Linked DNA regions of Mus musculus: region 1 is linked to region 2. A link is a loop called in an ENCODE intact Hi-C map of the cell type or tissue named here. Cell type or tissue: heart. All regions are shown on one strand. Each heading gives the region's core, and the rest is flanking DNA. Links, peaks and the distances in the headings are about the cores only. Region 1 holds the start of Gm30069 (a long non-coding RNA gene). Region 2 has its middle 42 kb from the start of Cdca7.

Region 1 (16,057 bases), core at 3,695-11,694, 100 kb after region 2:
GTCTAAGGCATTTTCTGATTGGCTTGAATAAAAAGTTGGCAACCTGGGCAGGAAGTGGAAAGCCGGACTTCCTCGTAGAGAGACAGGGAGTGTGGGGAAAAAGATGAGAAGCTGGAATTCGGTTAAGTGGATTTGGTTATGCTGACCTAATCTCTTAAAATATACAAGAGCCCGTGCCCTTATTTATAAAGCTTTCGGGTCTGTAGAAGTTAGCAACAGGTGAGTGCTGTGAAATGGAATCTCAATGAGCAGGCTTTGGAAGACCCGCTGGGGATGGAACCCCGTTTTGGAAGAAGCAAGAAACAACGGCCCACGCCAAAGCTGACTGCAGAAGATGGGGTGTAACTACTCCCCAGAGGCATCTCTTCTCCCTCGGGGCTAAACACTTGAGCCCCAAATTTATGAGACTACATCAGAGCCACTTCCCCCAGAAGGTTTAAGAAGTTCAGGTTGGGCAGTGGTGGATGTGTGCGGTTTCTTATTTGGACATTACAATGCTTAGCTACTTCTTGAAATCTCCTTCTTTCTTGGATCCAGAAGAAAAGACAGAAGACAAAAAACAAAACAAAACTCAGCTGCAGAGTATTCAACCATGTTAAGTTCTATTCACAGCTCTCCTTCAAGATCCAGGCGTTCTTGTCTACTTTGGCTATCAACTTATCAAAGGGAACAAAGACAAGCCATGAAGGGCTCTTCGATGATGCCATAGATGATGCCATAGAACAAAACTGAACCAGATTCCCACTTTTCTTGTGGCCTGATCAAAACATTTTCCTTCTTATTTGAAACAAGAGAAGATCATCCATCTTTCTTTAAAAAAAAAAAAGGCTTTTTTTTTTTTTTTTCCTACTCTCAGGCTGAAGGCTGGTATGGAATATCAGACAGAGACAGCAAGCCAGCCCAGATAAGAGTTTTCCAGGCTATCCATCACTTGAATAAAGGCCCAGCACCATTATTGATCCTAATCTTGAAGACAGGTTGAAAGGGAGAAGAGAGGTCACAGCACAGACAAATATGAAAGAGGTGAGATGCTGATGAAGTGGCAGACACAGGGAAACCGAGCCACTGTCACAGGGAAGCTGGAAAAGGCTCTTAAGGCTAAAGACCAGTAGGGTATGACCTGAAGAGCCCCACGGGTGCCTTCTATCACCAGAATCAAGGAACTCAAATGGAAATCAGCGGGCTTGGATTTCCAAGCTGAGAAGACAGGATTGATCTCTAGCCAGGGTGAGTGAGTCACAGAAGCAATCACACGCTAAGCCCATGAAAGTGATGTCACATTCAGGACCAGCACAGCCAGCTGGCAAGCCTCCCACGACGCCAGTCCTTGTTCATCAGGCCTCCGCTCTTTCTCTGTTCTCTCCAACCTTTGCAGGCTTCATCTCCTTTCTCTCTTCCTGCTCACCGAATTTGAAAGTTTCTCTCTGCCCTACTGCCCTTCTCGCTTTGCAAGGCTCCCTTCCTCAGACTGTTCAGAGATCAGCACACAGATTTACCTATGGAGCAACAAGAAAAGTTGAGCGCTTGATAGAACTTTTTCTATTAACTGTAACTAATTGTAATTAGTTTCACCGTGCTCCTCTAGTGGCAGGAACAATTTCTGTCATTTCCTATCAGTCTGGGTTTGTTTTCTCTCCTTCCTTGTCAAATGCTCTACAAAGCTAAGAGCGAGTCTGCCTTACATTCTCCCACTTAGGCCAGGCTTGGGGCTGAATAAACGGCCCCACCCACTCCCAGCAGAGCCCTCCTGCGTACCTTCATTCCCAACACTTCATTCCCCGGACTTCACATCACAACACACCTGTGCTAGTCATTTTCAGTCTCCACGCTGCTTGAGGGTTGGAGAGTGTGATCTCACTCTGCAAGCTCTACTCTTGACTAACGCCTTGATCTTCTGAGGTTCCTTTCAGCACATGGGATATGAAAACAAACCTCAGAAGCGTCTCTGAGGATGGTAGCTTCCTTCTTCAAAGCCCTGAGCCAAGGGTAAAGCTCAGATGGAGCTAGTGTCAAAGGAAAAGGAAAATATGGGAGGGGTTGGGTGGAGCTGGGAGGGGCTGGGGGGAGAGTATTGGCTAGTTAATACCCTGAAATTGTATCTTGTCACAGCTCAAAGGTGAATAGTGTTGGAGCCAACTCTAATTACCTGTTTGTAAGTCCTCTCACATCTTTTGTTTTTATTGGGGCAACTTGCCTTATTTTATCTCTGGCTTCCTTTAACTTCCTGGAGACCAGCCACCTGTGGTCCACCCACCTCTCCAGTCTAGCCCTTCTTTTTCTCTTCCTCCATAAGCTCTTACAATGAGTATCTATTGATCATATACTAGCGCCACAGAGGCTGCCTTGTTGATGGCTACAGATACATTTCAGCAAATATGTTTCATATCTCACTCACGACTCCTGAAGAAGGAATGAGCCACAGAAAGTAAAGATGGCTTGCTTCACTTTGAATTGCACATTTTGCATAAAACTAGCCATGTATAAAAATGTATGCTTATAAAACATTTTAAACGATAGCCAAACATACATAATATGAAAGTTGCTAGTTTGTGTATTTTTAAAGCTTTTGGACCCCTAATGACCTTCTGCTGTAACCATGAATCAGTGCCATCACCAGGGAAGATTCCCCTGCAGTAGATGGAAACAAACGCAGAGACCCACACCTGGACAGAGTGCCGAGTGAGAGACCATGGAACACTCATCCTAAATGGGGTGTCTCCATCAAACCCTCCCCTCAGGGCTCAGAGAACTGCTCAGGAGAAGAGGCAGACAGATCTCAAGAGCCAGCAGTGATGATGCCACCAAGGAACCTGTCTTCCAGACACAACAGGATGATGTACACATGATACATACTGTCATCGCACACAGGTCTAAACCAGATGGGCTAGCAGCGTGGAGAGATAGACATGAGCTCCCAACCCTACCAAGAAGCTATCTCTAATTGACAGTCACTCACAAAGGAAAAGTTGGTTTCCTCCAATGGAGTCTCACAGAGTATACAAGTCACATGTAAGGGCAGGCCCCATGTCCAGCACTAGATGGCCAACACAAAACAAGTGTAATGATATATTTTGACTCATATTGTTTTGTTTGGGTATTTTTTTTAAAACTTATTGTTTTACTTACGAATTGATGGTTTCAGATTTTATGTTTTTATGGTTGTGTGTGGGTTTCTTCTTTTTCCTTTTTGTTTGTTTTATTTTGGTTTCTTTTATTTTTTTCTAAAAGGAGAGATGAAGAAGATAAGAAGTTAGAAGGCTGAGGAAACAGGGAGGATCAGGGAGGAGATGAGGAAAATCATGGTCAGAGTAGATTATGCAAAAAAAATTATGTTCAATTTTTCAAAAACAATATTGACATTGCTGATAAGTTCTCACCACTAACAGCACTTGAATGTTCCAGCAGCACAGATAGGACATATTCAGTAATCAGTCACTTCTACCCTCTCCCCAGCCCTTAGTAACCACCACACTATCTGCCCAGAATTTGACTACTGGCATTGCATTGTGCTTTTGACTGTATTTCCAGAATGATGAGTAAATATCTTCTCCTGAGTATATTGACTAAGCACATTTGATGGTTTTAAAGTTGGATTCTTTTGCTGTTGCTCACAAGTAGGGTTTCTTTTTATACCCTACACGTTAGTCTTTAATTAGACATATAAACTACAAATATATTCACTTTTGTTGAAATTTTGTTTGTTTGGATTTTTTGTCCATATGTATTTGTGCTTGTGTACTTTTGTACCACATGAGTGCAGGTGCCTAAGGAGGGCAGAAGACATTGGATCCCCTGGAATTGGAATTACAGGCACTCGTAAGCTACCTGATGTGCGTGGGTGTCAGGGACCAAATTCAGGTCTTCCTCAGGAACAGTAAATACTCTGAGCTGCTGAATCATTGCTTCAAACTCCAATATTTATACACTCCTCAGATATATGTCTTGCAAACATCCCTCCCTATTGAATGGTTGGCTGCCTTTTCCATTCCTTTGATGATGTCCTTACATGCGTGGAAGTTTCTAGTTTTGACGAAGCCCAGTTTCCTTCTTTGTTGTTGTTGCCTGTGTTGCTCCCATCCTTAGGAACAAAAGGCAAATCTAGTGTCATGAACTCTCTCTCCTGTTTTTTCTTAAATTTTACAGCTTTATTTCTCTGTAATCTTGGATGCCTTCTGAGAGTTCTTAAATATGTGGTGTGTCCAACGCTATAGTTTTACGTGTGGATAACCAGTTTTCTAGGTAATGCTTAGTGAGAAGTATTTTCAATATCTTCAATGCCTGCCACATCCTTGTCTACTTCCTTACGTAGTGTATAGAAAATGGGAAAGGTTTTCTTTTGGTAGTTTTGGGTCCCTTCTGGGGTCGTTAGTATCCTTCTTCTACAATGTGTTACATCACTTCTCAGGGGTCATCTCGATTAGCATCCTCAAACTGCTGTATTCTCTTGGTCTCTTTCTAGGCTTTTGTGTCCTGCTTTGTCATCAGATTGTTGACTGTCACACTCTTAGCCTCAGGAGCCTGTCTTCCTCACAAAATGTCCTCATTTGTTTCTATAGACTGGTATGACTGAGCGACAGATTTAACAAGAATTGTTTAAAGTCGCTTTCCTGCTTCAAGGAGACACCTAGAGAACTCATGAATAGAATAGAGGGAAAGATAAAGAACTTCACAAGAGGTATCAACTCTGCTAAGAGATTTCTGTCAGGTCTCTTGAAGTCTTTATTTGTGTCTGATGTCCACAAAATGGGCTTTACTAACCAGCATGCTGGAGTTTACAACCCACCTTTCTAGAGATAAGCAACCCACTTCTGGATTGATAAGCCACTGCTAATTTTCACAGAATAAATATTCTCAGAAAGGCCAGTTTTAAACACACTATGATATCACTGGATGTGGAAGTGGGAAGAGGCCAGAGAGAGATAATGCAGAGCACTTCAAAATCAGGCATAATAGTCATAAACAATTAGAACTTGCTAAGAACAGGGGTCATAGAAAGGAGTTGGAAACTGAAGCATTTTGAGTAATTACTATCTTTATGACTTAAATCCTCCCCCCCCCCCGCCCTTTTTTTTTTTTTTTTTTTTGGTGACTGTGACCAAATGCCTGACAAGAAGCAACTCCTGAGAAGTGTTGATTTTGATTTGTAGTTTAAGGGCAATGTTGGCCATTGTGACGGTGAAGGCACTGCCTCAAAAGCACGTGCATATGTGTGTACACATGTGTTAAGGCCAGAGGTCAGGTGTCTTCCTCAATTGCTCTTCTCTTCAGGTTTTTTTTTTTTTTTTTTTTTTTTTTTGGTTTTTCGAGACAGGATTTCTCTGTATAGCTCTGGCTGTCCTGGAACTCACTTTGTAGACCAGGCTGGCCTCGAACTCAGAAATCTGTCTGCCTCCCGAGGGCTGGGATTAAAGGCATTCACCACCATGCCCAGCTTTCTCTTCAGTTTTTAAGTCAGGGTTTCTCACTGATCTGGTTTGGTTAGGCAGGTTAGCCAGAGAGCTTGAGGGAACCACCTGTCTTTGCCTTGCCAGTGCTGAGATCACAGACCCGTACATCTATGCCTGGCCTTTTACCCGCATTCTGATCTGAACTCGGGTCCTCACGCTTACACAGCAAACACTTGGAAGGCTATGAGACATCTCCGTGGGTTTATACCATTTTTGTTTTTACCAAAGGCATATTTAACAATTGACCTGCTGAAATCCTGAACAGTTAACAGTCAGCTCTTGCAAACTGAGTTAAACCAGCTTTTTTCATCTCTGGCATCAACTCCTTTGTTGGTGCTAACGGTGATAAAGCTATAAAAGTTACTGTCCTGAGGAACTGTAAAAATTAAAGATGTAACTAGAGCTCGTGAGGCTTCAGGTTAATAAACAAATGACAGTGACAATCAGTTTCTATTGGAAAGAGGGATTCTGGAACGCTGTTTTGCATAGTACTGGATAGCTAAAATTTCTGGCTGCTTCTTTTGTTTCGAGCACCATGATGAGTTCCTTATTGTCATTTATTCCTGATAAAAACTCTCTGGTAAGCATAATTGTCAGCAATCTACAGTTAAGGAACTTGGGCTTTAGCCAGGCGCGCATGCTGATGTACATTGAGTTTCTGCCCAGGTCTGCGCGAGACTTAGCATTCCAGAATTCTGTGTTGGAAACCACTGGTTTCCTAGGTGATGAGGAGCCGGGGCTACTGAGAGGAAGATAATGCACCTGGGTAGAGACCTGAGAGGACCACAATACAGGATGAAGCTGGAGACACCGGAGTGATCAGACCGTTCAGACCTTTAAGGCGTGTTAAAGAGTCTCCTTCAGATGCCCTGAAAGCCACTCTGAGGTTTTAAGTGTGAGATGTGAAGTGTGTTCAACTCTGTCTTTTAGAGGTAGTTTCTGTGAAGCTGGCTCAGCACACCCAGAAGAGATAAATGGCCACCGCAGGGATGCTGGCAAGGGATGCTGGGAGCCTTGGAGCGGGTGGGGCTAGCTTCTAGTTTTTTTCTGCTAGTGACTGAGGCAGGAAGCAGTCCAGATGGGAAACTTAGAGTTGAACTTTGTGTCTGTTGATTGTGATGTTTCCCCTAAAGCTGCAAGAAGAGAAACAAGAAATTGGGGACTCACAGTTTTAAATTCTAGAAGAGTTTCATCATGTCTTTGATAGTTTTTTTCTTCTTCTTCATCTTCTCTGTCTTCTATTTCTGAGAAATGTATTAACCACATGTAAGAGCTGAGAGTTTGATCTTCTAATTTTATTTTTAAAATAATTCCTCAGCTAGTCTCCACACTGATATTTTTTAATTCAAGTTACCAGAAGAATCTGATTATATACAGAACGTCATTTACAAATTTTATTAATTACAGGCGCTGCGCTGTTACTTTCTGAAGTTGTCTTGTCCTTTGAGGAGTCTCCCTCACTGCGCCTGGCATTTGTCTCACGAATGCATTGTCTCCCTCAGAAGTGGCCTCATTTTTCTTCTTAAGGGTCCCTCCTGCCTGGCTACTCGCCTTGGTGTCACCTCAGCTTCTTTTCCAGTCTCTAACATGCTGGCGATTTTTCCTCAGCGGTTGCCTGTGCGTTGGTTTCAATTAGTGATGGAAGCACTAACAACTGTGAAGGAAAATCTGGGGCTCGACAACAGGGCTCGCTGTGTGGTGGTGTCGCCAAGAGACGCTCTAACTTTCAGAACCTTTCCTTTTGGGAAATTCTGCAATGTCAGATCCCGAGACCTTTTTTTTTTTTTTACTCTGAGGCTTTTTAGCTTTTGTTTGAAAATCCTCTGCCTCCTGCTGGAGAGACCTGCTGCTGGTATTCCAGTCTCAGGAAGAGGCCAAGGGGAAGTGTCCCCACAGTTCTGTAGCCCTAACACTGTCTCTCTGCTGGAACCCAAGCCTCACTCCTGATCTAAGCTTCCTTTGTTCAGTTTTTCCAGCTTGAACCTTGACTCTCCCATAGGACTGGCGGTGGGGAGTGGGCACAAGGACTGGGGTTGGAGCACTTCCTGGATAAGGATTCTTCAGAGCTCATAGCGGAACCATCCGCCCCCCCCCACACCCCTACCTTCCCACCCACCCCAACCCCACCCCCACCCCCGCTTCTGCTGAGTCTATTACAAGCACTGCAATCCGTAGGAACTTGTCACTTTCTCTTCTGATTTTGGCTTTTCTAACTCAGCATCTTAATGCCTCCTTTGGCTCTACTTTTTAAGCTGTCCATTTTAGTGATGTTTATGGAGGAAGTGAAGACAAAAGGCGTGCTTTAATTTTGTAATCTTTGACATTACTTTTTCCATTTTAGTATTTGGAATCGATATGAACGTTTAAAAGATTACATGTTGACTTCTCTTTATCAGGAAGAGACTATGTCTCATTCGTATAACTTAAAATGACCAGAGCAAAATAAAAAGGGAAACAGGTTCCTCTTCCCTTCTGATCTTTCAATTGTGCCATTATAGAAGACACTGTATTAATTGATCAGACACTGTATACCTGAGATAAAGCATCAGCAGGAAATGGAATATAAGAAACAAATCCACCTTTAATTTTTTTTTGAAGTCTCCTAAGAGGAGCATTTCAGTAGCTGATGGGGCACGTCTCCATGGCCATTTAGACTCTTGAGTTTATCTGAAATAGATGAAGTGTTTTTGATGAGTGACGTGCCCTGATCATGTACATTCCTGCTGATTGACGAACGTGGCAGCGTGCTTTCGGCTGAGCTGGGGATTGGGCATCGTTTTTGTTGGCCTCTGAAGTGAGGTGCTCATGTGAGGACCCCCGAAAATGGTCAAGAGCCAGGGAGCTGAAAAAAGCACTGGGTTCCTATGGCGCTCTGCCGGATAAAAGCAAGAAATTAGCTGTCACCCAGCCAAGGGCACCGAAGACCCCCAGTAAGCACGCCATTGTTCTGATTGAAGTGGAAGAGAAGGCTGCAGAAGAGCCTCTACTCCACATCTGAGTGCCAGGCTAGCAAAGGCAGCGGAGAAAGCTTTCAGAGAGTCAAGAGCAGTTAACAAACTCTGAAAGGGAAGAAGTGGGCGAAGCCACACTGCCTGGAGGCTTTATTGAAAGAAGAGAGCTTCATACACAGGGTGAGGAAATGACTCTCAGGACGTTCAACAAAGATGGCGACACTAGTGACAGGCAAGATCTGGGTAAAAGTAACACTAGTCACGAATTATCACAGAAAGTTACACGTGCCATTTAATGCTTAATGAAATACTTTAGAGTAGTGCTTTTCACAGGGGGCTCTGCGACTGGATAGTTGTTGGTCAAAAGACACAAAATCTCAGGTAAAAGGAATAATAAAAATCCCACGCTTAATGCCAACCTAAAAAAAAAAAGAAAAAGAAAAAAAGAAAAGATGTTCCTGTGTACCAGCCCCACAAGAAAATTCTACTTTTTAAGGGAAATGGCAGGGACAGTTAATAAGGAGGCACTGGACAAGCCTATTCTCTCTGACATGGGGAAGCCAGTTCTGGAAAGAGACACTGACAAGGTTTTATTGACAAAAGCGATGAGAAAGATATTGAGAATAAAAACTAATTTTTCTCCAATGGGCAGATTCTTAAGGAATAAATTCTCATAACAGAATTTGGGGCTAATTACTTTTACTAGTAAAGGAGAGGAGGAGAATCTGTTCATTGATTTTTTTTTTTAAAGATGAGCAATACTTAGTCATTAGAGGCTTCAACTCATTTGTTTAACTCAGAAAAGGCAGGAATAAGAAGTCAACTGTAAAATGAGGAAATGCTATAAACTGAGTATTTTACCATAGGGTTAACGTGGGAGAAAAACAAAAATATCACTGACAGCTTAGGGATTGCAACAAAAGCGTGCTTTCTCTCCACTCTGATACCCATCTCCAGACTATTCAATTGATCTTGATTTGTATCTGGAAAGCAATGCTAATTAAAAGAGCCAGTTGAGCTAGGGACATTTCCCCCAACATTCCCTGAAAGGGCTAATGTGTTGACATCAAGGCCTAGAAGAGTAACTGGCTAGAAGAATTGGCTGTTGGTATTTCTGAGTGTACTTGGGTGGTTCTACTGCTTTTAAGATCTTATGGAGTCATAACCTCATGGTGACATTGAGGTGTCTGGGAATCTGAGATGGCGAGGGAGATGAGGAGGGGAGGAGACACAGAGGGAGGGGGAGAAGACATGCCCTAGCGACCCTGTTTGCTCTATGCATCGCTCCACCACCACCTAGCATCCCACTAAGCTTTGAATTCATTGGTCTAGATTGATGAGGTTAGCCCAAACAATCTAGCTACCACCAAGAAGCGCCCACTCCCAAGCTGTGCTGTGCTGTGCTGTGCTGTGCTGTGCTGTGCTGTGCTGTGCTGTGAAGTCTGGAGGATTTTAGATCCAGGTCATAGATGTGAAGACTGAAGTCCCAGGAGCAAGTGCTGCACTTGGTGAATAATAAATTCTTACCCATGAGCAAGCCTGTTCACCCCATTGAAGATTCATCTTTCCAAACAGCCCTCAACTGCCTTTCTTCTGTGCAGACTTCCTCCTCTCCACCTTCTAACATCAGGCCAGCTGCTCAATGCCATAGTTCTTCAGAGCAGAAAGCCTTCCTCCACCTTGAAGGTTGCCCAACTTTAAAGTGTATGACCTAAGCTTCATGTGCAATGAACATTTTGTTCTTTGATCTGGCACCACATTTTCATGACAGCCTTGAGTGGTGGCCTCCTGCAGGACTGTAGGATCTGGACCTGGGAAGTGATATTAAGGTCCATATTGAAGAGTTGAATCCCAAGCATATGCAATTTAAAACCATGGTTTTTCTTAATAAGATCACTGATTTACCCCCATTCAGGGTTGCATTTAAAGTGTGTTTAAAATGCATGGGAGGAAAAAAATGCATGGGAGGGCTGGAGAGATGGCTCAGTGGTTAAGAGCACTTGACATCTCTTCCAGAGGTCCTGAGTTCAATTCCCAGCAAGCACATGGTGGCTCACAACCATCTGTGATCTGATGCCCTCTTCTGGTGTGCATAAAGACAAAGCATTCATATATATAAATAAGTGAATAAATCTTTAAAATTCATGGGAATAAATTTTGAAAAAAAAATCATCCTTGACCTCTAGTGAAAATTGCCTTTGACAGCATCTTCGGAGGCTAACCACTTCTTCAAGATATGTTTCCTTTCATTTATTCAAACATTTGGAAGACTACTTTTAAAAATAGCTTTATTATTATTATTATTATTATTATTATTTTGAAAACCCAACCAGCTCTTTCCCCTGGATCGTTTGACTTCTTCAGCATCCTTGCTATTTCCATACTTTCCTCTCTAAGCACAGCATGGCTGGTCTGGTTGTCCCTGAGCTGACACTTTGGCCTTTCCACTTAAGCCTGCAACTTTCTGTGTTAGCAGAGATAGAAGAGACCTCAGAAAAGACTCAGAAGGCCTTGGAAGGTGTGTGTGTGTGTGTGTGTGTGTGTGTGTGTGTGTGTGTGTAAAATGGTGTGTGTGGGGGGGGGCTTGATTAAGATTATAAATCTTAATGCATTCCACGAAGTATTATAAACCATTTCAAAATGTTCACATTTAACTTAAGTATTGAACATACTTTGTTTGATACAACTGACTTTCCAAAAAAATGGGAACTATTTAATAATAAAAGCATGTATTTAATCCAGCATAGCTCTAGGTCTCTGTGTATGTCAGTAGATAAGACTTATTGGAGGAAGAAACAAGGCAAAAATGTTTTTCAGACGGAGCAAGGAAAGAATTTGAAACAAATTGTTGTAAAATGGAGTGGTAGCAGTAACTTTGGCTTGGGGTTGGGAGTGAGAGGATAATACGGATGTGAGCTGTTGAAAGACTCTGAAGGGAGCCCCTCGCTCAGGCCTCAGGACAATAGTGGACACCCAAGAACTCACGATAGACCAAGCTTGATGTAAACCACATGAGGCTTTATTGGGGAAAGCCAGAGCTCTGGGGACGACTCATATCCCACGCAGGGGTTTTTATAGGCCCTCAGGGGGAAAAGGAGAAGGGGGGGGGGAGTAGGGGATTTCCAGATCTAAACAATGTCTATTCTCAAGAAATTGGTATGGGAGGGGTACAAGGAAAGAGTCTGGTGCAGGTGTAGCAACTCAGGATTGGCCCGGCTATGGTTGCTGGGGAGATTTTCTGACTCTTTCTCAGCAACCAATATTACAAACACCTGGCAATGGGCTTCATCAGTGGGCACACACATGGGTTCAAGGAACGGTCAAAACATTGGCAGACACACGGGTTCAAGGAGTGGCCAGAGCATTGTGCGCCTCTATTTTTCTAAATCAGTGAAGCTAGTTCTGCTAACAGTGACATCTATCTTGCCAATTTCAAGGCTTCTGTGACCTTTTACATTCTGTCAGGATCTTTCACTGTCAAGCCAGTTAAAGACAGAGAAACTGGATGTTCATGTTGTCAAACGAGAGATGCCAGTCTAAGCTCACAAGTCTGATTCCAGCCACTTCGCCCCGGAATAGGCAACGCCGAGCAGACAGTAGAAAGAGGTTGCGGTGAACAGGCAGAGGATGGTGAAACTACTGTGTGTCATCACGCACAGCTGTCATTATATATTTGTCAGATGGCACAGAGAATATAGCACTAACGAGCCTTAGTGGAAACTCTGGAGTTTTAGGTCATTGCAGTGCATTGATATTGGCTCAATGTGACCAGTAACAAGTATAGTACACTGGTGTAAGATGTTAGCAGTGGGAGGGAGCAGGAGAAGGTACGAGGAGGGCGATATGGCGATCCTTTCTGTGCTTTCCATTCAGTGTCTCTGTAAACCTAAAACTGTGTTAAAAATAGGGTTTTTTTTTTATAAAGTGAATGGTAGGGGGAAGAGCTATCACAGTAAGATCTGTGTGGACAGTTCCTGCAGCCCAAAAGGGGGCTGTGTGGCCTACATTTGAGGAAGGGGTGGGACGGGAAAGAGACGACTCAAGCAAAAGACTGAAAGCATATATAGAAAATTAGGTCAACAGCACTTACTGACAGCCAGGACATGGGGGTTAAAAGGAGACAGGACTTAGGAGACAAGCCACTGGGTGTCTGGTGGTGCTTTTGACTGAGGCAAGGAGAGGGTACCATTCTCGGTAGACATACTCTTTAGACATCAGATGTTGGGTGAATATTCAGATTTGAAATTGTAGAAGCTAGAGAGACAGCTCAGTGGTCAAGAGCACTAACGTGGTTCCCAGTACCTACATAGTGGCTCATGACTCTAACTCTAGTTCCAGGGCATCTGATGCCCTTGTCTGGCCTCTACAGGAGCCAGGCACATATATGGTACACAGACAAAGCACCCATATACAGAAAATAAACATGGACTTGTAGGACGAGGCTGAGAGTGAAGACTATAACGATTAAACCCATCCGATTTGATAAAACAAAGGCCGGCCATACAGACAGATTATGGGTGCCATTCTGAGGTCAGGCGTGCACAGGTGGAGTGGGCAGGAGGTGGCCAGGAGCAATGAGACAGAACAACACTGGAAGACTGTCATAAAGCCAGGGAAGGAGGCCCTCACTGGGTGGCAGCGGTGGATGCCTTTCCCTGAGTTCCCTGTGGCACATCAACTGGCATGTTCTTATTTCATTCTTCTCTCTCTCTCTCTCTCTCTCCCTCCCTCCCTCCCTCCCTCCCTCCCTCTTCTCTCTCCCCCCACCTTTCCTATTACTGCCCCTCTCTTTATCCCTCCTTCCCTCTACTTGACTATCCTTAGTCTTTTTTAAAACGCAGCATCTGCCTTCTTAGGATGACATGTTTTATTTGTTCCTTAATCTACTTTAATCTTTTTTTCTTTTTTAATGTACCCAACACTATTTTTAAAAGATATATTTGACTGTTGCCCTTCTTTGTGGCACACAGCTTCACAAGCATGGGCCTTCCTGAGAGGTAGGACTCTCTCTGGTTACACACACACACACACACACACACACACACACCTCTTCCAATCACATCTGAGTTCGGGCTGCTGAGACGGCTGCTGGTGAGTCCTAATACAGTTTCAAGGGAAGGGCTGGCCACGTCAGAAAGACCATGAGTGTAATTAGGGTTGAAACTTGTATTCCTGTACCCTAACCTCCAGCAGGGAAGATTGGGTTCAGCCATGGAATTGGTGTTTTTACTAATTGTATGTAGCTGATTCAATCTGTGAATCCTGGGGCAATGATAGGAAAGTGGGGAGCATCCTGAAGGACAAGCATCCAGATGTCCCACTGGGCTAGTGACACGCGCTAACTCCACAGGAGCATGGTCTTATGTGCTCGGGACCTTCCAGCCCTGCTTTGTGTACCTCTTCAGCTGTCCACCCATGTCCTCTAGAATATACTTTCTTACTTCCCTGGATCATTTAAGTAAATGATTGTCCCTGAAGTGAGCCGTGGGAGTCCCCCCAACTTGTTACCCCCTCCCCCAAGTATGGCCTTTGCATGGGGAGTCTGCTTAGGGCTGGCGACCTAGTTTCATGTCTGTTGCTGAGATTAAGCACCCTGGCCAAAAGCAACTCGGATAGAAAGGGTTTATGTTCTGTCGCTGTCCATCGCAGCAGGAAGTCGAAGCAAGAACTTGAAGGGCTAGTAGTCTTCGCTAGTCTTCACATCCTCGGTCAAGGACAGACAATGAAGACTCACACGTTTCCTGTGATTCCACACTGTTGTCAAGGTGACAGTCTAAACCAGTCATCGCAGATGGCACGAGCAGGTGACCACCTCAGGGGCCTGTGCCCCTTTACTCATGAAGTCTGCACAAACTCTGAGAGTTCACCTCAGAATTGAATTGGGACAGACTAGTTGGTGTTGAAATTTTAGATGCAACATACTTGGCCACTGTATGGCCAGACAGGCATTCAGCGTAGAAATGTAAGGTATTTTAGACTTAGATTTTAGCCGTAGTTAGCTGTATTCTTCAATTCCAAAGTAAAGCTGGTTTTGCTTTCTAGCTATGTATTAAATCAGCCTCCTGGGCGGTCAATCCTATCTCCCTATCTAAGTTTCACCACTTTAATTTGCATTCATAACAACTTAGTGTTCTCAAGACACTCCTTAATGCTATGCTTGCCCCTTCATGAATTAATCCACCATTTTAACTGATTTATTGAAAGGGGCAGAGCTGACCTGGCCTGAAAATTGCTTGAAAGGTTATCTTACTTCAGCAACTGAATGTTCAGCTTGTTGAACATCCCGCTCACCTATGAAATATTCAAATCATGTTGGCTGGATTACAGACCCAGTGTTTCTGAGATTTAGTTAAAAACCTGCCTGTAGGTCAATATAACTCTTTTAGAATTCCTTTTAAATTTTTATTTTAAGCTCATGTCAATGAATGTTTGCCTGCATGTATGCATGTGTACCTCATTCGGGCCTGGTGTTTGCGGAGGCCAGAAGGGGACATTTGATCTCCTGGAGTATTGTAAGCATCCAAGTGGGTACTGGAACAGAGCCAGGGTCCTCTGAGGGAGCTGCCAGAGCTCTTAATCACCGAGCCATTTCTCCAGTCCTTATATGTTTTGTATCAGAAACCTCAAGTAATTACTTTCCACTAGTTAGAATTCATAAATGACTGAATCACAGACTTTGAGTTATTTCTATGACAAAATAAAATCTTCTGTCTTATTGCTAAAATAGAATTTTGTGGACTGTCATCATTCAGAGATGTTCAAAGTACAAGTGCTTCAGAGATCTTTTATTAGAGCTCTTTTGGATGGAGGCTGTGTTTTGACCACTAATCAAAGGTCATAAAACTGTAGTTCAAGGTTCCAAATCTGGCAGCATCTTACCTGAGATAAATCGTGTTCTAAGACAGTGGGGCATGCATTTAGGCATCTGTGTTAGAGAGCTGCAGATGTGTTAGGAGTCTACGGCCATTCTTTACCAGGGATGATGTTCCTCCAGACTGGGGCTTAGTCTCATAGCTCAGCCACGTGGGTTATCTATTCCTATAACATTCTGGGTAATTTAAGAGCTATTTCTGTTTTAGAAGAAATCATTCAGTTTATCAGCAGTACACAGGTGAGTTGACCTTAAACTTAGGTAATTATAATAATGAAAGCGCTAATAGCACATTCAGGAGCATGTGCAGACCCTCGATCACTGCCTATTGTCTCAGAGCCATTATGCTGCGTGTAGCTCCTTCTAGCCCTGTTTCCTTGGAGCCCTTCCAAGATCCAGTCTGTTATTATTTAAACTCTCTCTGAATGTCGGTCCGTTGGTATTTTTGTGCTCTGCCTCATATGACTTATGGATTTCTTTCCCCTTCTCGGTGAGATATTTTCTGTATCTATTCACAACCATTATTCACTTCCCGTGCTGCAAGCGTAAGGCCCACCTAATCAATCACCACTTTGAAAATAAGACCATCCTTTCTTTATTATATTAGGCAAATTAGTCAAATGAGTGTTTTCTAAAACTTGCTGCCTTTTTTAGGGTCCTTGGCACTCAGCCTGCCTCCTCGGCTGCTTCCTTTCTTTCTCCTCAGGTTTGCAAACAGCGTGAGTCCCCTTCACTCACTGATGTTCAAGGGGACCCATCCTCCCCAACTTAGTCATGTGCTTTGATTA
Region 2 (16,057 bases), core at 3,043-11,042:
GACAAACAGATAGGGACACACACACACACACAGAGAGAGAGAGAGAGAGAGAGAGAGAGAGAGAGAGAAAGAGAGAGAGAGAGAGACAGAGACAGAGACAGAGATAGAGACAGACTACACTAGTAGGCATCCTCCTTCCTTTTGTGTCCCACCTAGGTACCTAACTACCTGATGTTACCACCCATCACATCCTAATCTTAATCTTCCCCTTAGCTAACCCTATCTGGAAACAACTTCACAGGTCATCCATCCACAGGTCCATTTTATTAATCTTCCAGGCATCTCTCCAACAAAATCAAGCTCACAAATAAGATTAACCACCATCCATGCATTTTCCAACACACATAGAAGAGCTAGTCTCTGCCCTCCCCCACCCCACAGGGTTTCTCTGTGTAGCCCTGGCTGTCCTGAAACTCGCTCTACACACCAGACTGGCCTCGAACTCACAGAGATCTGCCTGTGTCTGCCTCCTGAATACTAGGATTAAAGGCATGCACTACATCACCCAATACAGAGGTTGGTCTTAAATAAAGCCCTTATTCAGGTCTTCTGGATTGGCCAAGTTCAACATGTATTTGTTGAGAGCAAATGCTTGGTTCTACTTTGGGAATTTCCAGAAGGGTCAATTCAACCTAAGACTCCATCAAGATCTGTTGAGTTCCAGGACCACCTTGGCTCAAGCCCTAAGAGCGCTCCCACCTACAAGCATTAAGAAAGATTCTTATGTGTGTCAGGGAAAGCCAGCTTCTAGCGGAAGTGGACAAGAATTAATCAAGTTTTTTGAAAATACTGAGCAGGTAGGGAATCTACCTCATGTCTTGTCTCATGTCTTGTCTGCCCTTAAGTGTTGGTAGAAAATGTGGTCAACAAAGCCCTTGAGTTGTGTTCCTTCCTTTTCTGTAGATACCAGGTTCTTCTGTGACCTCCTTTGGATGGGCAACTTGAGCATTGTTTTGAAATGCATTACTTTCTACTGAGAGGTAAAACAGTTTGAATCTTCATGTGCTTAGTCTCTAACTCCCTGGTGCTTTGCATTTTATTTGAAAGCAGCTCACTTAAGGGTGGCTGGATGGGAAGATGCAGTGACCTTCCCTGTCATTTATACCGGTGATGAATCACCACGCTGAGCAATAAGACAAGCCTCACTGGCCAAAGGGAACGATATAATCAAGTGATTCCAGCCACTAAGGCAGATAAGTGCCTTCAAAGACTGCATGAAGTCCTACCTGATCCATGGGAGGAGGCCACGTTCATTTAGGTGCACACTACAAGAGAAATAGACTTTCTCTTTGGGGCCAATCTTTATCTTTTGATGGCATCTTAGACAGCCTTGAGTTCCTAGGGAACCAAGATCAGAGACAAAAGTCTTCTCTTGATCTTCTTCCTTTTCATGTGCATGAGCAACCATGTTCTTTAAATAAGGCAAGTCAGAGAGCTGGGGTGGTGTCAGTGGTAGAGTACTTGTCCAGCGTGCACAGAACCTCAGTTCCATCCCTAGCACCGGAAAAAAAAAGAAGACAAAGAAGGGGGAAACAGGAAGAAGGAAGAGGAGGAAGAGGAGGAGGAAGAGAAGGAAAAGGAAGAGGAAAAGAAAGAGGAGGAGGAGATTCCATTGCAGATCTTGGAGCCCTCATTTTTAGGAACATAGAAGCAAACTCAAATATGTTTGTGTGTTTGTTTGGTTGTTTGTTGATATTTTTGAGACAGGGTCTCACTAGTAGCCTTTGCTGGTCTAGAACTCACTGTAGACCAGGCCGGCCTCAAACTCATAGCAACCCTTCTGCTTCTGCCTCCAGATTTCTGGGACTAAAAGTGTGCAGCACCATGCTTGACCAAACTCAACTTTAAAGGAGGCTTAGGTGTAAAAAGCCTTAGAAACAAATAATTGAGAGGAACAGCAAAATGAGCTAAAGTCAGAGAAAGGAGGAGGGAGGTCAGCGAAGTAGAGGAATGAGGGCCAGAGAATGGCAGGAAGAGCAACTGTAGGTATGCCCTGGGGAGTGGAGAGGGAAGAGAGAGAAGAAAGATGGAAGCCAGTGAGAAGTCAGAGGGCTTGAGTCCTGAACACAAACAAGAGCCAAAAGACTAAGATGCTGAGAACCTGATCCTGCCTCATCACTCTAAGTCATGAAACATCTGCTGGGTGATCTGAAGGTGATGCCAACCAGGTGGCTCATGAAGCCATGATGTCATTTAATCCCCCAAACCCAAGCTTCATTTTCTAAGCCAAGCTTAAGACAGAGACCCAGTTGATTCATTCCAGAGGCCATGATTTCTGGCTTCTTTATTCTTCAGTTAAGGACACTACACTCTTTTTTTTTTTGAGACAGGGTTTCTCTGTGTAGCCCTTGATGTTGTGGATCTCACTCTGTAGACCAGGCGGGCCTTGAACTCAGAAATCTGCCTGCCTCTGCCTCCCAAGTGCTGGAATTAAAGGCGTGTGCCACCACTGCCCGGCAACACTACACTCTCAAGTATGAAACACTGGTGGACCCACCTAGCAACCAACCTACTCGTAAGCCAAACAGAAACACACCAGAGAACATAGGATAGCCCTTCATTTTACCCAACTCCACAACCCCAGCTTTGTGTCTAATCTTTAAAAACAAAGTATACCTTTGAATTAGTTGCTTCTTGGAGTCATCTGACTATGATGGGCAACTAATATTAGAAAATCCACGCTGTAATGGTAGGGGCATTATACGTGATTAATCAGATGTTCCTCAACAGTCACTACAGAAACCTAATCATGGGGATAAAATGGCTACAGCAACCTGTTTACTTAAAATAGATTATTGAAGAGACAGTGTAATTTGAGCAGCACCATCCTTTCTCCATGTTCTTGAAAGCATAACAAAAACCACAGGGAACCATTTACTATTATAGGATTAATAGCGGATACACACCAGACGTTTTGTCAGTTTCTAAGGCGAATCAGGCAACAGGAGCATCGTGTGTAAGCAACAGCCAAGGACTTTTTGGTGTTTTATATAGTAAAGTAAAATGCAGGCGTCTGTTTCCTCTAGTTATGTCTGAATCTAAGTGATACGCCCAAAGAAGTCTTCGAATTAAGAAAACAATTCAATATTAGTATGTGAATCAGCGAATTCTGAGCATGAGACATATCATCTTAGGTCTTGGAAAGGGAAAAAAAATCTTATAGGGAGCAGAATGAAATGAAAATATTGAGGTTTTAAAATTTTTAACTAGATGATGGCATCCTGTGATCTGAGAGTCCAGCTTAACCAGTCATCTCTCTGGTCACCTTGCCTGGAAACAAGGGGTGAAGAGCTTACGATTGCAGAGTGCTTTAAGTAACTTGACTTATCTTATTGAGTAACTAGTTTTGTTTAAACACCATACAACCATTTCCTGCTTTGCCTTGGTTAAATTAAAAGGATGAGAAGGATTAATAAAACAAAAAATAAGGATGTTAAATGAATTGGTGACTGTTCAGGAGCACATACATGCTTGCCACTTTTAGGAACAGTTTTCTTCCTCTGTATATAACGACCTTCTCCCTTTGAGTACCTCAGGGTGTCTTGTCTACTCACCACTGCTGATGTCCTGGTCTTTGGTGACGAGTACTCAGGCTGCTCAAAATTGCAGACTGTAAATTACATACTTAATTTATGGTCTTCAGGATGGGAGGCACATGGAGGCCGACGTTTGGGGACCATCTTTCAACCGTGCATCTAGGTCAGCCCTGGAAACCAGAGTGCACGGCTTGCCAGCGCTCCTGACAAAACCCAAGTTATTTACTTCTTCTTCTTCTTCTTCTTCTTTTTTTTTTTTTTTTTTTTTTTTAACCATCACTCACTGCTGGTACTCACTCAAATATGCAAAGAAATGATTCCATTTTGTGTTTAAATGACTCAATATTTGCAATGTATTCACGTAGAACCACAGAACTGCCTGTAGAGGCATAAGCACAGGTCCTCTGCTGACAAACAGTTGAAAGCGCTGGTACTGTCTCAGAAGAGTCTTCTGGCTAAGTCATGAATTAAACATATCCTTTTAGGAGCACATGTTCTCTCTCTAATCTTTGAGGTGTACTCTCCTGGGGAAATATTATTATTCTATTTGTTCCATTATTAAACAATTTAATAATTTGGGAAAATACTTTTTCTTATTCAAATGAAAACGAGTATTGTAGTTTGCAAAGTGAAAGGCAGGGTTTAATTTTTAGACAAAAAAAGGAATTAAAAGACAGAGGCAGAAAGTCATGTATTGTCTATGGAATAATCAAAGTGTTAAAATAAAATAAAATAAAATAAAATAATGGTATGTAATGAGTTCTCTTTCAAATGGTTTCTTTAAACTGAATTGTCTTCTTTACGTGATAGAATGAAGAATCATTTAATTTGGTATCAAATATTCATGAGCTGTGAGTGTGCTGTGTCACCAGAACGGGTGTGAGATCACAAACCAAAAAGCTAAGTATGGGAGCTCCGGGGAGCGGTGGACAGTGGGCAGCAGCTTTTCAAAGCTTGTTGCGCCTTTGAATCTGTGATACTTCCTTCTCCGGCGTCTCAAAATGCTGCTTTGAGTGTGTGTTGGGAAAGGGGTCAAGGATAAAGGATAAGAAAGGAACCTGGATGCAGATTCTCAAAGCTTCTGCTCTTTTGCACTTCAGGAGACTCAAAGCAACCCGGAAGTTGGAGCACAACTCTATGACAGATGTCCCCAGACACTTCGAAATGGCGCAGGTTACGACTTCTTTATCAGACGACCGTGTATATATCTTACACACACACACACACACACACACACACACACACACACACACACACAATTTTCTTCTTTCAAGTTATGATGGCTATATTTTATAATAAATTTGATTTATATGAGACTATATTTTATAATTCAGTTGATTGTGGCCATTGGAGGAGAGCAACATAAGTTGCCATATACATTGCCTATATGATTGCTTGCTGTGTACACGGCAGAGCTTTAAATTCTGGAAAGAGTAGAAACTGCAACCAGAAGCCAGCTCAATGGCTTGCTCCATAGTGCAGGCTCTGAGAACCTCCTTGAATCCCTTGGAGTGAACACATTAATTCTGTGGAGCTCTTCCTTCCTTTAGTCTCAGACAAATGCTCTCTTGCCACCTAGGGCTGCCCCTGTTTCTTTCTCCTCATGGCCTCACACTAGTGGCTATCGAAGCTGTGTCTTTCTGGGTGCCTTTTTCCTACAGAAAGCAGACCTGACCACTTTTCCAACTGTGATGCTCTGCTTCATTGGCAAGTTCATGAAGGTTGAACAGCACCTATTTCCTGAAGCGTCCCTTGTTCCAATACCACCCCTGTAAGCAGTCATTAGGCCTCACTCAAGACATCTCTAGGGAGGGAACTGACACCAGCTGAAGAGGGTTTGGCTAGTAACTCTCCTACAGCCCATCAGTGAGCCTCAGAGGGGCTCCTATTGCATCTAATCACACCTAATCTTTCTGCAAAGATGTTTAAAAAAAAACTGTGTAAATCAAGTTTTTGTAAATCTAATCATATGTTTTATGCATCAGGTGAACTTGGTATGTAAAGGTATCCCATAGTGCAGCCTGCTGAAAAATGAAGATCGGCTCCTTTTAGTATTCATTTCTGTAAATGTGAATAATTATTCATGGGGTTGAAAGAGGTTCGCCTTCATTTAGGGTTTTGAATTTGCTGTCTTTACATTTCTTCTTCTGAAAAGGTCTCCTGTATCCTAGGTAGCTTCTATGAGCAGCTGGATAAGAATGACCTTGAACTTTTCTTCCTCCTCCTCCTCCTCCTCCTCCTCCTCCTCTTCCTCCTCCTCCTCCTCCTCCTCCTCCTTCCACCTCCCAAGTGTTGCAATCACAGGCCTGTGCCACCAGGACACCTGGTTTATGAGGCGCCAAAGATCAAACCTAGGGGTGTGTTTACCAACTGAGCTATCGCTCCCAACCCTCCTAGCCCTCCTAGTCCTCAGTGTCTTATTTGCAGTGAGCCCCAAGTGGGTATGTGCTCCACTACTGGAGAGCACAGCTAATGGGCCCTGACTTCCCAGGTCTTAAGGAGCCCCAGCCCTTACAGCGTGTCCTAATGGGTCAACACCTAACAGAGAGCCAGCGGAAACCTTGCTGCCCTCTGCACGAGAAAGCCGGATTTCCATTTCAATGTGGCTCAGCCTTCCTCTTTGACAAATGAAAAGATAGAGACTTCTCAATTACAAATAGTGGCGTCCTTGGGGGTGGGTGTGTGTGGGTGGGTGTGTGTGGGGCAGAATTCTCTAGATGTTGGGCCTTGCAATTTCTCAGCCATCAGGAATTCTGAGACTCAAGTCTCAGAAGCTAGAGGAAGCTAGATGCCGGCAAGATTTTTATGGCACGATGCTTATTTTCCTACTCCACAGAGGCAGGGTTTTATGGCAAGAAGGGGCTTAGTGACCAGAGCAGAGTAAAACTAGGCTACTTTCCAGGTTTATGCCTCTGACCTTACTCCCGAAGAGGGAGCATCCGGGAGGGGTTTCTCTTCTCCCACCCTCTGGGTGTACAATACACCCCCAGATGTGCAATACAAAGGATCCGATATTCAAACATTTGAAAAATGTAATTCTTGTTGTGGAGAACGTGTCCTAACAAAAAGATCGGCTTTTGGGGGAAAGTCGGGAAATCCCCCAGTCTTAAATTCCCAGCATTTGACTTGGGCACAGAGAACTCGATCATCCTTTAGGAAGTAGAGCACAGGCGAAGAGAGGGGAGACTCACAGATGGCTGGATAGAGATGCCAGTCTAGTCTGTGGGAGAAGCCTTGACTGAATGTGAAGCAGCTGGCTGAAGGCAGGCTCAATCAGGATTTCTGGGGAATAAAAATACACTCGGTCTTGGCTCTGGATTCCAGCAGGGGGAGCCCTAACTCTGGGAACCCGACATTGCTCTCTGACCGCTCGCTATCCCTGCTTAGCCCTTTCTGAGTTCAGCATCCGTGGTCACCGAGCTTGGCAACAAGGTCTACAGATGATGTCGCTGAACCAGAATCTGAGGTCTCGGTCCGCGCATCCTTGGATGAGCAAAGTGGTTAATACCTTTATAGAAACACAGCGGAACAGGCAATTCAGAAACAGGTGATCAGCAGCAAAGAAGGAAAAAACATGAGGAAATGAAGGATACACTTCCCTCAGTTGTTACCCTCTCCCCTACACACCTCTGCTCTCCACAGGGAATGCGCTCTGATGCTTCCTCTGTTCGGGTGTGCTGAGCTGGGGGTGTGGGAGCTAGGTGGATGGACCAGGCTTCCAGTTAGTGCTGGGTTCCTGCTGCTCTCTGGGTTGTAGAACGAGAAACAACAACAACGAAACCCTCATATTGTAACTATAAGGAGTTAAGGGATTTCACTTGTCATGTCTTCTGAGTTCCACTCTTGGGGATAAGCAGGGAGATGTAGGAAGCCTAGCAAAACGTGGGAACGGCCTGTTGAAAAAACCAGCCCAGCCCACCGAGTACCTAAGAAGTAGCACGCTAGGGGCAGAGTTCAAAGCTGTGCTGTGTGTAGTATTGCTGTCTGCGGGAGTCCTCAGCACCTTCTATAATCATGGGTAAGGGTAAGGGGAGGCTTAACACACCCCACAGATGCCCTTGTCCCCAGTTTTGTGGAAAGAACACTAGCTGCAGCTAGAAGCTCTGTCGTTTAAGTAGACTAATGAAAACCCCAACTCCATTTTGTCTAATCTGAAATTTCTGAAATGTATGTGATCCTGACCAGACCCCCTTTTCCATAAAGTGCCTATATTCAAGATATGGGTGTTCTGTGCAGCCCACTTTGAGAAATTCTAAGAGAGCAACCTCCCTGGGCTTCTGGTTTCTCCTCTGTACCGTGTCATCGTTCATTCCGAGTACCCTGGTAATTCCTGATGAAGGAACTGGTAGTGCTCAAAACACACTCAGAACTCCTAGAACATTATCTTATGAATATACAGAGACTGGTCTTGTGATATACAGTGAATATCACGCTCACGCTCAAAGTAGATGGTGGGCTTGGGTACACACAGAGACACAGTCAGGGGACAAGATGCTTTCTCTGTGTTCAGCATATAAACCACACAAGTCCGGAGGCAAGTTTTTGAACCTTGCTTTACTTTCTGTGTGGAATGGTGCTGTGGTGCACGGTTCTTGGCCTTTCACATACAAGGCCACACGAGTTTTTGTTTTCACTTAAGCAAAGAGTGAGCATTATTGCTAGGAGACTTATTCAGGACCTCGGCAGATTGCAGGCACCTACTGTGTCCTCTAAAGAACAGCAAGGCCATACTGCATGAGTAAGGACTGCCAGCAAGGACATGGCACAAATCATCTAGCGGCACCTAACACTCTAGGTTGTGACGGACAGAAGCAGGCGTGGTCAGGTGTTCTGTAGCAGCCAGACAAACTGGATGGAAACAGTGATGGGAGATGAAACCTGTGGATCCCTTTCCCCGGGGGATATTGATTAAGCTGTGGCAGAAGGAAGACAGGGGATGGGGATCCGTTGTATGATGCAGGCCATCCACAGTGCTCACGTCCACTGGATGTCCCTGTTCAATGATATTTATCCAGCAAGTACTGGACTACACACCTGTGTGCCAGACGCTTACTCCAACCCAGTGGAAAGCCATTGTCCCAAACTCTTGCTCGAGTTCTGCGCTACTAAAGGGTTTTCCCTTCTGTTTCTAACTGTGGCCGATGACCTGTCAAATTCCACATTGTTATAGCTGGGGCTACACACGTTAGCACTCCTTATACATTGCCCTGTTGCTGTGGTTCCTATGAGTGCATAGCTAGGATGCAGGCTTTAGGAGAGCAAAGGCTGCACCCTTGTAATCTTGCCTCTAGAAATAAAGTCACCCAATAAGAGCAAATGACTGAAGCGTCTGGGGACTCCTTCAGGCTCAGATCTCTGCACTTTGAAATAATGCTGTTTTTGAGTGTGTAGTCTGTGCTATGCTGAATGCATCTTTCAGCTCTCTCAGAAGCCCACAGTCTTGTTCTCAGATGTTTCCTAACTGCTTCAGAATTAGAGGCTCTGATTTTGGGTTTACATCTATTTTGTTATTGATAATGTTGCATCTGAAGATTAGTTGAACTTGGCAGAATTAAGTGCCCCTTTTGGGGTGGTCTGAATTCATCTCAGCTTCCACTGATGTGGTCTTTCCCCCCTGGCTTTCTGTCTCACCACTTTGGATAATTATGAGGGCTTTGGCCCATTGCTGCAGCCACAGAAGGCACCAGCAGTCCAGGTGGCCCAGGGAAGATCTGTGGGTTGTGGTGTCTGGGACCTTAAGAGGAGCCCATGGGAAAAATGAGTGGCGGTTGTGGACTTCATCTCTGCCACTCTCCCGGCTCTCCTGCGGGCGTCCCCTCACCTCTGCATGCTTCACCTCCTCTTCTCATGGAATCTCACCTTGGGGATCTCAGCCACAAGCGGCGTATATCCAGGAAAAGAGAAGCAAAGTAATATCTGTGCCTGCTTCACAGCACTGAATCCCGCTGCTCCCTCCCGACTCCCTCAGACCGTACCCTCTGTGCACAACTTTCATCTCCAAGTCATTCATAAGATGTCAAAGGATGTACACTAAACCACCCAGGAAGTAGAGACATTTGAGAGGCAAGGATCCAGGACTTGTATCAATTGTGGAAGATGTGGCAGGGCTGGAACTCACTGGGTTCCTCTGATTTTCCCCTCTGCTTTGACTTGAAGTATGGTTCTTAAGCATAAGGATTTGTAGGTCATGACCGTGCAGCAGAACAGTAGTCTAAAGATCTGGCGTTAGAGGTAGGTCTCCCTCTTGCTGGCAAGCTGGCTCCCAGCTTAGCTTATTCTCCCGTGTCCTGCTCATTGTTTCTGCTTCTGTGCAACTTAACTTGTCCTCTGATTTCATGTGAGGCTGCTCCATGCTTGTAGCACTTCCACAGTTCAGATGGAAGAGAAGCTGCTTGGCTGGCCCTCCTTGCTGGCCAGACCACAACTCTGGTTGCTCACCAGCATCTGGATAGGCAATCCTTTGGTTGAGAGCACACTGATCTATTCTGCTAGTGATGGCTAAGGGTAGGACCTAGGACTGCCTTTCTCAAGACATTTTCACTGACTAATGTCCTATGCTAAATAAAACCATCTGGTGGTATGATATAATCTCATTCATATGAAATGCCCAGAACAGGCAAGTCTATACACAGAGAAAATCTGAGTGGTTGCCCAGGGTTAAGGGTGGCTATGGGGGTTGGGGGCGAAAATGAAGGAGTGTAGAATCTCTTTTGGGAGTGACAGAAATGTCTTAAAGCCAACTATAGCAATAGTTATAGAACTCTGTGGACATATTACAAGCCGTTGAGTTGTACAGTTAGAGGCAGTGAATTGTATCTCAATAAAGCTCTTTTAAGAAAATTTTATAGGAGCAAATGCCTTTGCTTCTGAGCCAGTTTCTAAACAAATCTCCCTGAATCCATCCTCATACCCTCTGGCTTTCTATTTAATGGTCACCCCCCTCTATGATGCTAACCATCAGTGAACCAGTTTGCATCAGCTGTCTCTTCTCTGTTCTCATACATCTGTCACCTGAGCCTAGTCTACTACTCTGCGCTATAGTTGGTGTTATTGGCAAGTCTCTGCTCCTTGGACTCTAAACCATGTAGAGGCCTGGCTTGGAATATCTGCCTGCCATTAAAAGGACCTAAGAATATTACTGGTGTGGCTGGAGTGAATGACTGGCTGGTGATGGACTGGATAGAAGGAAAAGGCCAGTTATTGTCTGTGTTTGTGCCTACTCCCTGCTCTTAGAAACCTTATCAACTGGATAAAAGTATGTGTTCGGGGCATGATGAATGAGGACTGGATGGCAGCTATAGCTCCACCCTTATCCTTAGAGAATCCCAAGCCATACTCTGCCAATAGACTTTAGCACATGGATGTTGGAACAGTTATGTGACAGGCAGCTAGTAAACTCCCAAGGCCAGAGCCCTCAGTCATCATGATTCACATTGTTTCTGATGTGCTCCTTAGGGGGAAAAAAACAGACCCCCTTGCTCATCAACCTTCATAGACTTTTTTCCAGCTATTTCTGTTCCCTGTCAAGCCCTTTGGCTACAAGACACAGGTTGGGCAGAAGGGTAGAAGGAGGAGACACAGAACAGCCTTCTCATCTCTGAACAATGGTTTATCTGGACTACAAAACATCTGACTGGTAAAAAGCAAAGCCCTGAGAGGAGGAAGCAGTTTGATATAGCACACCGTGTACCTGTTGAGCACTGTCCCCTGTGTAATGACAGCAATCTTCCCAATTCCCATCTATTCATCTGATTATGCAGAGTAACAGTTCTTTTAGTCACACATCTATTTACCCAGGGAGTTTTTAATGGATAGTAAGTTAGTAAATCAGATAGCCTGTGTTAGGGATATACTTCAGTAAACTGTCTACCTTATAAGATAGTTATCTCTCATATTTCCATCAACACACACAGCTCCACGTGGAGCTGGGAGCTGTTCTTCATGAAGAAAAAGGCAAAATTTAATGATTATTTAATACTGTTCGATCTAGGCACATATTATGGAGAGAAGCAAGATTTTAGTCCTGTAATGTACCACAGATATAATGAGAATTGTGCAGTTCTTTGAGGTAGAATCCAGTGTCCTTTGGGTGCGGTTGCTGCAGCTATTTGTGTTGAAGGTCACTTTCTACTCATGGTGCTTCGGATCAAACTTGGGGTCTTCTGTATTCTCAGCAAGCAATTTACTGCTGAGCTAAATTCCTAGCCCATGCCTCTTCGGCTTGGACCCCAGGACGGACACACACACACACACACACACACACACACACAATACACACACACATACACACACATACACAAAAATACATACACATACACATACATCCATATACATCCCCACACATACACACACACACATACACACATGTTTATTACTTTGGCATAAATATGTACATACACACATATAAATATATAAACACACACGCGCGTGTGTGTAAATAAATAAATGTATGTATATATATAGTTATGACAAAGTAATAAGCACTAAGGAATGTATTCAGCTTAGATATGATAAAATATAAATAATTCTTTCCCTCTTTCTACAATACAGCTAGAAGTTAACAAAATTTCTGATCCTTCTTGGACTACTAAGTCGGTCAGGAAGTCTTTTGGTTCAAGACCTGTGGGGAAGATGGGAGAAGAGCCCTGCTGTGGGGAAGGTTCAATATTGCGTAACTTCTCACGCTGCTGGCTTAAGCTATGGGGAGTTCACCTGCTGCTATGCATGGCTACCGTGCGTACCAGCAGTCTGTACTTCGTCCAGCAGTGCTGGCCATCAACACGTCCTTGGTGCCTCCTGAGAAAACTTCTAGGGCTTATCATTAAGGTGAGATCTGCTGTGGTCTCAAGATCACTTTGTGGAGCTTATTTTAAGGAAAACATCTACGCCAGGTTCCTATTACATGCCTTGTCTGTGAGGTACTATGAGAGGAAAATGTTCAACTCTGTATTTGTTTGAGAAAAGGACTTGTGTATCTCAGACTGGCCAGGAATTTGCCAGGTGTCTGAGGGTGACCTTGAACCTCTAATTTTCCTGCCTCCACCTCCCAAGTGCTGTGGTTACAGGTTCGAGTCACCCCCCTCCTGCGCCACCCCCTCCCCCCGAGGGGGATGTAGTGCTGGGGTGAAATCCAGGGCTTTATGTAGGCTAGTCTAATGTCCGCAGCTCACTCATCTCTTTGGTGAATTATGCTGTGGGCTGCTTCAAGGGTAGAATTAGATCAGACAACTGGCAGGACTTTCCACTCTTCTTGTGGTGAGAGACAGACTGAAGTGGTATTGATGGGGACTCACTGCTATCTGAGTCTGTGTTCACACTTGGTTTGTGCTTGAGCAAAGCTACCAGACATCCACTAAGCCAGACTCCACAGTTTTTGCAAAGTCAATTCTTTGGGATTGAATGAAAAGACATTGGTGATTTGGTAACTTTCCTAAAACGGTTTAGTAAAATTAGATTTGTTTCAGAGTACAAAAAAATTAAGGAATAAAGCGAAGGAAACCAGACTTAATATCTATGATTATGAATGTTTTCCATGTATTTTTTTCCTCCTAATGGTTACAATTATCCTCCCTCACCCCCCACCTCCCCGAGACAGGGTTTCTCTATGTAGCCCTGGCTGTTCTGCAACTCACTCTGTAGACAAGGCTGGTCTTGAGCTCAGAGATTTGCCTTCCTCTGCCTCCTAAGTGCTGTAATTAAAGGCATGTGCCACCAACGCCTGGATCTACTGTTATCTTTTAAAGGAAGAATTGACATCTTTTTTTTCCCCAGACAAGACAGCAAGACTCAGGCTTGTGCAATTGAAACCCAACAGAGCTGTGATCTGAACCCAATGTTAGGGGACTCTAAAGATGGCGCTGTTTGTACCAGAGCACCTCCACTTGCACAGGGTCATGCCCACAGGAAAAGCACATCGCTGCCCTTGTTCCAGATCAGGGATCCTGCCGCTGCTGGTTTGGACTGCATCAAGGTGCTGCCGTTAGAAGTCTACGCAGTGATACCAACAAAGAAACTGTTGAACACACCCTGGGGACAACACCCATCTGCTTTTTCCAATCTCTTACTCACAATGATTTCATAGAGATTTTTAGACTCCACGATGGGGGAAAAACCAATATGCAGTCAGTGGAAACGGTTCCCCCTCAGGCTAGTAATAAACGGTAAATAGTACAATAATCTCTCATGATGCTGGGCAGTAACAGTAAGCCAGTGTTTTCAGTTAGCCAGGCAGTCAGGGGGAGTGGGGTGGAGTGGGGTGGAAGGAGAGAGAGTGTGTGTGTGTGTGTGTGTGTGTGTGTGTGTGTGTGTGTGTGGTGTGGAAACAATGTTGTTCTGTAGAGGACTTTGCTGCCAAGCTGAGATGGCCAGCAGATCAGGTGCACTGTTGTATTTGTCTTTTTATATTTGTATTTTTGTATACTTTGTATATTTGTATATTTTGTATTTTGTATATATTGTATTCTTATATTTTCAGTTTTCTGGAGGTTTACCAGGATTGGCTTCAGTTCATGTTGAGGACCATGAGTCTAAGTCTCAACTGAGCTTGCGTTGTGTCACAGGGCCTACAATAAAAAGTGGATGTCCCCAAGTACTGCTTCTCTTCCTTCCCCTCCTAAGTTTTTCAAGCTGACCTTGAACTTGCTACCTTCCTGCCTTAGTCTCCCAAGAAGGACTATAGGCATGTAGCCCATGCCTGGATCCAATTATCAATCCATTCCTCTCTGCGGTGTACTTCTGGTGCTTTGGCTGCAGCGCCTGTCCTGGCCTCCTTTTGTCCTCTCACCTTATCTTCAGATGTTTCATTCTATTACTATTGTTCATCTTTAGATTTTTTTTTTTTTAAAGCTCACTGAGTTATATCCGGGAGTGGCTATCTATGCCGAGCACATTAAAGGGATTCGGGAGAGGAAACGCTCAGCTGGCACTGTGTCTCCACGGGGTCACACCCTGGGTTAAGTGTGTAAAACGCGGCCGCTTCCCATGGTTAATTTCCTTTGCTTGCTTTCATGATCGTAAAACTCTTTTATTCCACGAGGTTGTTGTTTGGTTTCATAGCCAGGATCTAGGTCTTTGCCGGGCAACTTGTTCTGATGCCTCAGAGGCCTAAGGCAGGAAGAGACATTGTGAAACCCTAGCCTGAGATATTAATGGGGACTTCAATCAGCGCTAACTTCTTCAAGAGACTTTGGATCTTTGGATACCATGTGTGTTCTCTTTCAGCAAAGTTTTTTTTTTTTTGTCGTTTTTACATATTAATGCAATCACTTTGCTCTACAGTATTGGGGGACATTTCCTTCCTTTTCTTCTCTCTCCTCTTCTTCCTTCCCTCCTTCCCTTCCTTTCCCTCCCTCCTCCCTTCTCCCTTTCCTTCTTGCCACCTTCTCTCCCCCCATCAGCTAGCATGCTTCCTCTCTAGATTCAATTCCTCTGTAGGCTTTGCCCACTGAGGGGTGTTTATCAGGTACAAGATCCTAAATCTAAGGTAGCAGCAACTGCTCCCTCCTGCATCTCTAGTCTAAGAGTCAAGTGGTCCAAGCTCTATGGTTGGGTACACTGATACTCAGTGCAGGTCGGACATTCAAGTAATGTTACAGCAATGGCTCTCTCTGGTCATGAGAGGCCCGTGTAGAAAAGACCAAGCTAGACCTAAAGCAAAACAAAACAAAACAACCCCAAACCCTGATGCTTCTGTGTCCTGTTTGTTGTTCTTGTCCAGGACAATGGCTCTGGGTCATTTTCAGGACTCTGTCTTTTTATACAAATCATTCAGTGCCTTGCTTTAGTAAAAGCCTTTTATTCTAAACATATGGGGTAGAGATTGAAAACACCAGCATTCTTCTGGTTAAAAAAAAATTCAAAATGAACAAATATGTTTCTAGCACTTTCTCAAACTTGAATTTCTTTGAACTACCATGTCCTTCTTTCTTTGTATACACACACACACACACACACAAAGAGAGAGAGAGAGAGAGAGAGAGAGAGAGAGAGAGAGAGACAGACAGACAGACAGACACACACACACACACACACAGAGTTTTACCTTTTAAACTATTTTCTAATTTTACATGGAAGAAGATAAGCTAAAATAAAGAAGTGTCATTCTAGCAAATTGCTTTCATCATTGTGAAGGTTGTTAAAGGCTAAAGGTTAAAGGCTAAGAAGAGGTGGCTCAGGGGTAAGGGGCTTGCTGTTCCTATTTGGGATTTCTAGCACCCGAGTAAAATGATGACATGGTGGCATTTGCCTGGACCCCAGATGCTGAGGGTCACAGACAGGAGGATCCTCAAGGCTTGCAAATGCCAAAGATGGGAGGAGAAGGACCACCAACCCAAACCATCACAGCCAAATTAATCAAACCAAGCAATTGATTAAAGCAAGCATTTTTTTTTTTAATGTGTATACAGGAGCTGCCCCTTCCTAAGGCAGGGTTTAAGAGGTGAAAACAAGGTTTTTATAGCTTAGGGGTAGGAGGTTTCCAAATGTGGGGATATGATGGGCCAAATGGGTGGGGTCACAGGAGC

Evidence for each region. Peaks named below come from ENCODE experiments on the same cell type or tissue, not always from the same donor. Only the 100,000 strongest peaks of a DNase experiment are listed, where the experiment ranks them.
Region 1: it touches region 2 in a loop (7-fold over the local background); 9 of 42 quality-filtered maps call a loop at or near these places.

The regions. Positions count from the first base shown.
Region 1 is chr2:72,613,180-72,629,236 of GRCm38, forward strand. It overlaps Gm30069 (a long non-coding RNA gene), which reads right to left and starts at 2,035. Exons shown (of 4, transcript XR_374634.2): 1 at 1,802-2,035. In heart, for the core only: a CTCF peak has its summit at 7,278 (motif pointing left); a DNase peak (open chromatin) is centred at 6,452; H3K4me3 peaks cover 1,443 bases; H3K27ac peaks cover 769 bases.
Region 2 is chr2:72,509,719-72,525,775 of GRCm38, forward strand. No RefSeq gene overlaps it. Among named protein-coding and RNA genes, the nearest start is that of Cdca7, 42 kb to the left of the region's middle. In heart, for the core only: a CTCF peak has its summit at 6,863 (motif pointing right); a DNase peak (open chromatin) is centred at 6,863; H3K27me3 peaks cover 3,681 bases.